Regions from separate parts of the Homo sapiens genome. Here region 1 is linked to region 2. Evidence: read pairs that join two places in POLR2A ChIA-PET (ENCODE). Cell type or tissue: B cell. All regions are shown on one strand. Each heading gives the region's core, and the rest is flanking DNA. Links, peaks and the distances in the headings are about the cores only. Region 1 overlaps PIP5K1A (phosphatidylinositol-4-phosphate 5-kinase type 1 alpha). Region 2 overlaps CTSS (cathepsin S).

What was found. Peaks named below come from ENCODE experiments on the same cell type or tissue, not always from the same donor. Only the 100,000 strongest peaks of a DNase experiment are listed, where the experiment ranks them.
Region 1: POLR2A ChIA-PET joins it to region 2 with 5 read pairs; 1 of 35 experiments calls an interaction of 5 or more read pairs at or near these places.

Annotation. Positions count from the first base shown.
Region 1 is chr1:151,200,954-151,205,349 of GRCh38, forward strand. All of the region lies in intron 1 of PIP5K1A (phosphatidylinositol-4-phosphate 5-kinase type 1 alpha), which reads left to right. Among named protein-coding and RNA genes, the nearest start is that of PIP5K1A, 4.6 kb to the left of the region's middle. In B cell, for the core only: no CTCF peak of the experiment used is centred there; no DNase peak of the experiment used is centred there; H3K27ac peaks cover 749 bases.
Region 2 is chr1:150,757,462-150,761,857 of GRCh38, forward strand. CTSS (cathepsin S) reads right to left here. Exons shown (of 8, transcript NM_004079.5): 3 at 397-519. Among named protein-coding and RNA genes, the nearest start is that of CTSS, 6.1 kb to the right of the region's middle. In B cell, for the core only: no CTCF peak of the experiment used is centred there; a DNase peak (open chromatin) is centred at 2,760; H3K4me3 peaks cover 487 bases; H3K27ac peaks cover 1,606 bases.

The sequences.
Region 1 (4,396 bases), core at 170-4,169, 440 kb after region 2:
CGAGTAGCTGGGACTACAGGCGCCCACCACCACGCCTGGCTAATTTTGTTTTTTGTATTTTTAGTAGAGACGGGGTTTCACCGTGTTAGCCAGGATGGTCTCGATCTCCTGACCCTGTGATCCGCCCGCCTTGGCTTCCCAAAGTGCTGGGATTATAGGCGTGAGCCACCGTGCCCCACCTGGGTTTTTATTTTTAATAGAGTAGCTCCTTAATTTGAAACCTGCTTCCCCTCTAATCCCCAACCCAGAAAGAAGAAGGGTTGTGTATGGTCCATAAACAAACTTCTCAACTATTAAGTCAGGTGTTTGCTTTGTACTCTTTGGTATTTTTGTAGGTCTTTATGTTTTCTGTCAGATCCTCTCACTAACAGTTAATAATACAGATTGTATAAATGTTTTTGTGGTTTTTTTTTTGAGACAGAGTATCATTCTGTCACCCAGGCTGGAGTGCAGTGGTGCCATCTTGGCTTACTGCAACCTCTGCCTCCCAGCTTCGAATGAGTCTCCTGACTCAGTCTCCCAAGTAGCTGGGAATACAGGCATGTGCCATCATGCCTGGCTATTTTATTTTTTTGTGTTTTTAGTAGTGATGGGGTTTCATCATGTCAGCCAGACTAGTCTTGAACTCCTGACCTCAAGTAATCCGCCCACTTCGGCCTCCAAAAATGCTGGGATTACAGGCATATCGCAAGGTCAGGAGTTCGAGACCAGCCTGGCCAACATGGTGAAACCCCATCTCTACTAAAAAATACAAAAAAATTAGCCAGGCATGTTGGCGCAGGCCTGTAATCCCAGCTACTTAGGAGGCTGAGTCAGGAGAATTGCTTGAACCCGGGAGGCAGAGGTTGCAGTGAGCCGAGATCACACCACTGCACTCCAGTCTGGGTGACAGAGCAAGACTCTGTCTCAAAACAAAAAAAAGGGGGCAAAAAGTGGCTAAATTTCAAGCTCTTGATGGACTATGGAAAGATTATAATGGCCTCCACCAAATCCAAACATGGTAATTGCTCCAATAGCAAAAGTAGTTAAACATCTCTTAGAGCTTATGGTTTGCTTTACTCTGTGTATTTCACTTGTCAACAGTGTAAAAGCTGACAGCTTAATGGTGAAACTATCTTTAATATTGGCAGGGAACAAACTCTCCTAAATAACCTCTCCTTCCCAATTTAAATGCCAGAAGATTGGGAGTGCCTAGAAGTTGTGAGTGGCTTATCAAAAACTGTCAATATGTCCTTGGCTATGACATTTTTGTTTTATATCCATTTTCAGCATTGTCAGAGAACATTGTCCTTTAGGATTTCAGAGTTTCACCAAAACTTAAGTGGAGTTCAGCTAAACAGCTAAGAACAGTAAATGGTTTTAGGGTGGTTGACACGCACACTTCTTGAATTTCTACAGGGCCAGCCTTCTAGCCTTTAACAATTCAGGAAATCATAAACCATCACTTGTTCCTGCCAACTTCCTAATTCCTCTGGTACCATGCAGACAAAGAAACACTCTCTTCCAATCGCAAATAAAATCTTTTTTCTCTTTTTTTAGGTGGACTCTTGCTCTTGTCACCCAGGCTGGAGTGCAGTGGGGTGATCTTGGCTCATTGCAGCCTCAGCCTCCCGGGTTCAAGCGAGTTGCCTGCTCAGCCTCCCAAGTAACAGATTACAGGCACCTGCCACCACATCTGACTAATTTTTGTATTTTAGTAGAGACAGGGTTTCACCATGTTGGCCAGGCTGGTCTCAAACTCCTGACCTCAGGTGATCCACCCATCTCGGGCTCCCATAGTGCTGGGATTACAGGCGTGAGCCACCATGCCCTGCCAGTAAAGTCTTTTTTTTTTTTTGAGAGGGAGTCTCTCTCTGTCGCCCAGGCTGGAGTGCGGTGGAGCAATCTTGGCTCACTGCAGCCTCAGCCTCTAGAGTTCAAGCGATTCTCCTGCTTCAGCTTCCCAAGTAACTGAGATTACAGGCACCTGCCACGTCTGGCTAATTTTTGTATTTTAGTAGAGATCAGATTTCACCATGTTAGTCAGGCTGGTCTCAAACTCCTGACCTCAGGTGATCCTCTCGCCTCAGCCTTGCAAAGTGCTGAGGTACATACAGGCTTTAGCCGCCGCCGCTGGCCTTACTTTATGCCCTTTTTACCACCATGAGGAGAGTAAAGAATTTCTGTCTTGGAGGCTTGATTTGAAGTTAGTGGTTGGGTTAGAAGGGATAGGATACTAAGGTGTACACTGCTCCTATGAAATAAGAGTTGTGGAGTAAAATCATGTGTGACTTCCTCAAGGAAAAGCACTTGAGGCTGGGTACAATGGCTCACACCTATATTCTCAGCACTTTGGGAGGCCAAGGCAGGCGGATCACCTGAGGTCAGGAGTTTGAGACCAGCCTGGCCAACATGGTGAAACCCTGTCTCTGCTAAAAATACAAAAATTAGCCGGGTGTGGTGGCAGGCACCTGTAATCCCAGCTACTCAGGAGGCTGAGGCAGGAGAATTGCTTGAACCCGGGGGACAGAGGTTGCAATGAGTCAAGATCACACCATTGCATTCCAGCCTGGGGGACAAGAGTGAAACTCCATCTCAAAAAAAAAAAAAAGGCCAGGAGCAGTAGCTCACGCCTGTAATCCCAGCACTTTGGGAGGCCGAGGTGGGCGGATCACAAGCTCAAGAGATGGAGACCATCCTAACCAACGTGGTGAAACCCCGTCTCTACTAAAAATACAAAAATTAGCTAGTCATGGTGGCACACTCCTGTAGTCCCAGCTACTCGGAAGGCTGAGGCAGGAGAATTGCTGGAACCCAGGAGGCGCGGGTTGCAGTGAGCTGAGATCACGCCACTGTACTCCATCCTGGAGACAGAGTGAGACTCTGTCTCAAAAAAAAAAAAAAGAAAAAAGAAAAGCACTTAAACCCTAGATAATCATGAGCTGTGTAGTTCCTTTTGCTTCAGACTAGAACATTTTTAAAATGGTCATCGCTCACCTATATGATTTTATCATGTGCACAAATGATTTAGACATAACTTTACAGCTGCTTACCTGACTTTTTCTCCCCCTTAACGGCTCAGGGAGATCCAGAGGATACAGTATTGGAGCATTTTTGCTTGGGACTTTTATAGTAGGGACAGCTTCATCAGTCTGTGATTCTGATTGCTTTGTTCTTCCCAGCAGAGCCCTACCTGTAACCTGCAGTAATCTGTTAACTCCAGTAGTAGGGATTATTGTTGATATATATATATATTTTTTTGAGATGGAGTTTCGCTCTTGTTGCCCTGGTTGGAGTGCAATGGCGCGATCTCGGCTCACTGTAACCTCTGCCTCTGGGGTTTGAGTGATTCTCCTGCCTCTGCCTCCTGAGTAGGTGGGATTACAGGCACCCGCCAACACGCCCGGCTAATTTTTGTATTTTTAGTAGAGACGGGGTTTCGCCATGTTGGCCAGGCTAGTCTCAAACTCCTGATCTCAGGTGATCTGCCCACTTCAGCCTCCCAAAGTGCTGGTATTACAGGCGTGAGCCGCCACGCCCGGCCTGTGGATGTTTTTTTGATCTGTGTTCTGTTGTGTACAGTGTAAGCCATTTGTAGGCTGATTTCTTTCCTAGTTCTTCCTCTTAGTGAAAAGTAAAGCAGTTTAGATCATGTTGAATGATAAACTGAAATTTAGAAATGCAAACATAGAATACAATGTCAGAATATCACCAGGTGCCATTTTGGTTGATATTTTATAAATAGGGAGATATTTTTCTGTTTACTCTCCATAGGGATTTTGACACTTTCCACCCACCCCTTTTTCCTTTTGTCACCTTGGTATATTCTGCCAGAAAACTGACATCAGAATGTCATTGCTTCTGATCGATTTATTTCTGCCATGACACTCAAGCCCATTGTCAGTTATAATTAACTAGTCTAATAGGTATCCAGTTTCTGATATTAATTGATAATGTGTACTTACACGTTAGCGTTGAATATCAAAATAGTACGTTTTGCTTATTAATGTCTGTGGGCTTTTTTAGGTTAATTTAAAACTCTTCTGATTAATACCTTTGCTCAAATATGTGCTACCTAATAGCTATTAAATATTTTATTAGCCTGTTTTTCTTGGATAATAAAGTGGAAACTATAGCCTGTGAAGTGAACAACAGAGATAATACCAGGCCAGCTAGCAAACTGGGGAGAGGGAAGGTGGTAATTTTATCCTTTAAATTGTTCTCTCCTAGAATGTTATTTATTATTTTTTTGAGACAGAGTCTTGCTCTGTCGCCCAGGCTACAGACCAGTGTAGTGCAGTGGTGCGATCTTGGCTCACTGCAGCCCTTGCCTCCCAGGTTCAAGCGATTCTCCTGCCTCAGCCTCCTAGGTCACTAGGATCACAGGCGTGCGCCACCACGCCCAGATAATTTTTGT
Region 2 (4,396 bases), core at 281-4,280:
TTGTGATATTAAATACCCACATTCTCCCATTAAGAAAGCAGATGGGTCATACTAAATTGTCAATCTAGACTTAAATAAGTATGGCAACTTGCTATAAAAACCTGTCAATAGTCTTTAGGTAATACTTTCTAGAATTTATTAAAAAAAAAACAATGGTAGTCTCTGAGTTTAAAATTTCCTCTAAAGAAGTGATTTGTTAAAGAAAGAAAGCAGTCAAAATAGAACTAAGTAAGAAATTTCTGTACACGTTCTTACGTCCTTCAATTCTACTGTTTTCCAACTTTGTACTATACATTCCTTTGTTATTGTTGTTTACCTTCAAATTGCTTTTGGGGAGACAGAAAGGAAATGATATTTACCCAGACGTGAAAGTGGGATTTCTTGTAATGTACCTACCATGTCTCCCAGGTGGTTCATGCCCAGATCGTATGAGTGCATTCCCATTGAATGCTCCAGGTTGTGAAGCATCACAAACTTTAGATTCTTTTCCCAGATGAGACGTCGTACTGCTTCTTCATTCTAAAACATAATGAAGAAGAACATAGTCATACTGCATCCTGGACAAATAAGTGTTTGATGATGAAAATGGCAATTTTTTTTTTTTTTGAGATGGAGTCTCACTCTGTCACCCAAGCTGGAGTCCAATGGCACGATCTCAGCTTACTTCAACCTCCGATTCTCAGGTTCAAGTGATTCTCCTGCTTCAACCTTCCGAGTATCTGGGATTACAGGCATGTGCCACCACGCCTAGCTAATTTTTGTATTTTTAGTAGAGACGGGGTTTCGTCATGTTGGCCAGGCTGGTCTCAAACTGTTGACCTCAGGGGATCTGCCTGCCTCAGCCTCCCAAAGTACTGGGATTACAGGTGTGAGCCACTGCACCCGCCCAAAAATAGCATTTTTGAAGCATTCTACCAAATGTGGATCTGCCCGAGAGCATGCAAATACATAAATATATCCAATATAACTGCTAACTTCACATATTAATCTTAATTCTTGCTCTTAACTGCTTTGATGGTTTAATATTATTTTATGATAAACATGAATTTCCTTCTCTTTTTAACATTTATTATTATTATTATTATTATTTTGACAGAGTCTTGCTCTGTCACTCGGCTGGATGGAGTGCAGTGAAGTGGCCTGATTACTGCTCACCATAGCCTTGACCTCCTGGGACCCAGCAATCTTCACACCTCAGCCTCCTGCATAGCTGGGATGACTGGTGTGTGCCACTGCAGCCAGTTTTTCTGTTTGTTTGTTTGTTTGTTTTGGTAGAGACTGGGTCTCCCTATGTTGCAGGCTCATATTGAATTCCTGGGCTCAAGCAATCCTCCCCTATCAGCCTCCCAAAGTCCTGCGATTATTGGTGTAAGCCACCGCGCCCAGCATTTTTTTTTTTTTTTTTTAGACAGGGTCTTGCTCTTTTGCCCAGGCTGGAGTGCAGTGGTATGATCATAGCTCACTACAGCCTCAAACTCTTGGGCTCAAACTATCCTCCCATCTCAGCTGCCCGAGTAGCTAGGACTGCAAGCCTGCACCACCACAACCAGCTTATTTTTATTTTTATTTTATTATTATTTTTTTTTTTTGTAGAGACAGGGTCTCCCTATGTTGCCTAGGCTGGTCTCAAATTCCTGGCCTTAAAGGATCCTTCCCCCTTGGCCTCCCAAAGTGCTGGGATTACAGGCATGAACCATACACCCAGCCATGATTTGCTCTTTCTTTTTGATGTTTTACAACTTCGTTACATGTATCTGGGTGTAGGTTTCTTTATTTACCTTCGGCTGTGTGCTTTTGATTGGAGGACTCAGGACCTTTTCTCATATCTGGAAAATTCTCAATCAGTGTCTCCACATATATTGCTTCTCCACCATTCCACCTAATTCTCTTCTTCAGAAACTCCTATCCGAAGTATTTTGGAGCCTCAAACTCTCTTTCATCTCTCTTACTTGCGTTTTCATATATTTTTCTTTTTATTTCTAGGTGCTGCATTCTGGGTGAATTCCTCAGTACTATCTTTCAGATTACTGATTCTATCCAGCTCTTTCCAGTCTGGAAATCCTTTTGATTTTTATCGCAATGACAATATTTTTTATTTTCAAGATTTCTAATTTATTTCTTGTCCATTAGTGTGCATATTATTCCTTTATATATAGTCTTTTGAAAATTCATTTTTGATTCTATTATTTTAATTTTATTCAGAGTGAATTTACATGCTGACCGACGATTTTCTTGTCCTTCAGGAGATTCATTTACATAGAATACAATGATGTAGAAGGCAAGGTGGATGGTGCCTCCTACAGTAGCTGAAGCCAGAGTTTCCAATAAGCTGGAACCCCAGGGAGCAGTCAGCAACAACTGTGTTCTGCCTCATTTCATTGAGCGGGTGAGCCCAGTCCCAGAGGCACTGGGTAGCAAGTCTGGATGCAGGTTTCTTTCCCTTGGAGCAAGGTTTTACTGTTACCCCAGTAATGGACATAATGGGCATGCATGATGGGCTTACTTCCAAACCACAAGATGAGAAGCAATGGTATAAAGGCAAACAAATCTAACTAAGTGCAAGAAAGGAAAAAAAAAAAAAGAAGTGCACTTTGAGATCAATTATAAAGGTAGGATACGAATCAAAAGTCAGGTTCATTCATCCTGAGGGACTGGAATTATTAAACAGAGGGATAGCATTCATTTAACCAGATAGTGGTGCTAATTGCACATCTAAGTCCAGTCAATCTTGAAATGAGGAACCTGTTCATAAAGGGTGTGGGTGAGGGTGAAATTCATCACCACCAACGAAACCGTATGATCATTTAAATAGATGCAGGAAAAGCATTTGACAGAATTCAACATCCTTTCATAACAAACATTCTCAACAAATTACATATAGAAGGAATGTTCCTCAACACAAATAGGCCATATATGGCAAGACTACAGCTAACACCATACTCAATTGGGTGAAAATTTAAAGGCCATTCTGCTAAGATCAGAAAAAGACAAGGGTACCCACTCTCACCATTTCTAGTCAATATAGTGCTGAAAATCCTAGCCAGAGCAATTAGGCAAGAAAAATAAATACAAGATCTCCAAATAAGAGAAGGAAGAAGTGAAATTGCGTTTGTTTGTTGATAACATGATCATATAGAAAGTCTTGGCCAGGTGTGGTGGCTCATGCCTGTACTTTGGGAGGTTGAGGTGGGAGGATTGTGTGAATCTAGGAGTTCAACACCAGCCTGGACAACATGGCAAGACCCCTTCTCTACAAAAAACAAAAATAGAAATTAGCCAGGTGTGGTGGCATGTGCCTACAGTCCCAGTTACTTGGAAGGCTGAGGCAAGAGAATCACTTGAGCTGGAGTTTGAGGCTGCAGTAAGCTATGATCACACCACTTCACTCCAACCTGGGTGACAGAGCAAGATCTCATCTCAAAAAAAAAAAAAAAGAAGGTTGGGCAAGGCGGCTTATGCTTGTAATCCCAGCACTCTGGGAGGCCAAGATGGGTTGATCATGAGGTCAGAAGTTCGAGACCAGCCTGACCAACATGGTGAAACCCCATCTCTACTAAAAACACAAAAATTAGCTAGGTGTGGTGGCGTGTGCCGGTAATCCCAGCTACTCAGGAGGCTGAGGCAGGAGAATTGCTTGAACCTGGGAGGCGGAGGTTGCAGTGAGCCGAGATTGCGCCACTGCACTCCAGCCTGGGCGACAGAGCATGAATCCGCCTCAAAAAAAAAAAAAAAAAAAGAGAGAAGAAAGACTCCATCAAAAAACTATTAGAACTGATACATGAATTCAGTAAAGTTGTAAGACACAAAGTCAACATACAAAAGTCAGTAGTATTTTTATACACTAACAACTATTTGAAAAAGAAATTAGGAAAACAATTCTATTTACAACAGCATTTAAAACATATTTAGGAGTTAATTTAACCAAGGAGTTGAAAAGTTATATGCTGAAAACTGTAAAACATTGATAAAAGAAACTGAAGACAAAATAGGCCGGGCGTGGTGGCTCACACCTGTAATCCCAGCACTATGGGAGGCCGAAGCAGGCAGATCACCTGAGGTCGGGAGTTTGAGACCAGCCTGACCAACATGGAAAAACCCCGACTCTACTAAAAATACAAAATTACCCGGGCGTGGTGGCACATGCCTGTAATCCCAGCTACTCAGGAGGCTGAGGCAGGAGAATTGCTTGAACCCCAGAAGCAGAGGTTGTGGTGAGCAGAGGTCACGCCACTGCACCCCAGCCTGGGCAACAAGAGCAAAATTCCATCTCAAAAAAACAAGAAAAAAAGAAAAAAGAAAGAAAGAAATTTAAGATAAAATAAATAAATGGGAAGATATTCCATGCTTATGGATTGGAAGAATTAATATTGCTAAAATGTTCATACTATCCAAAGCA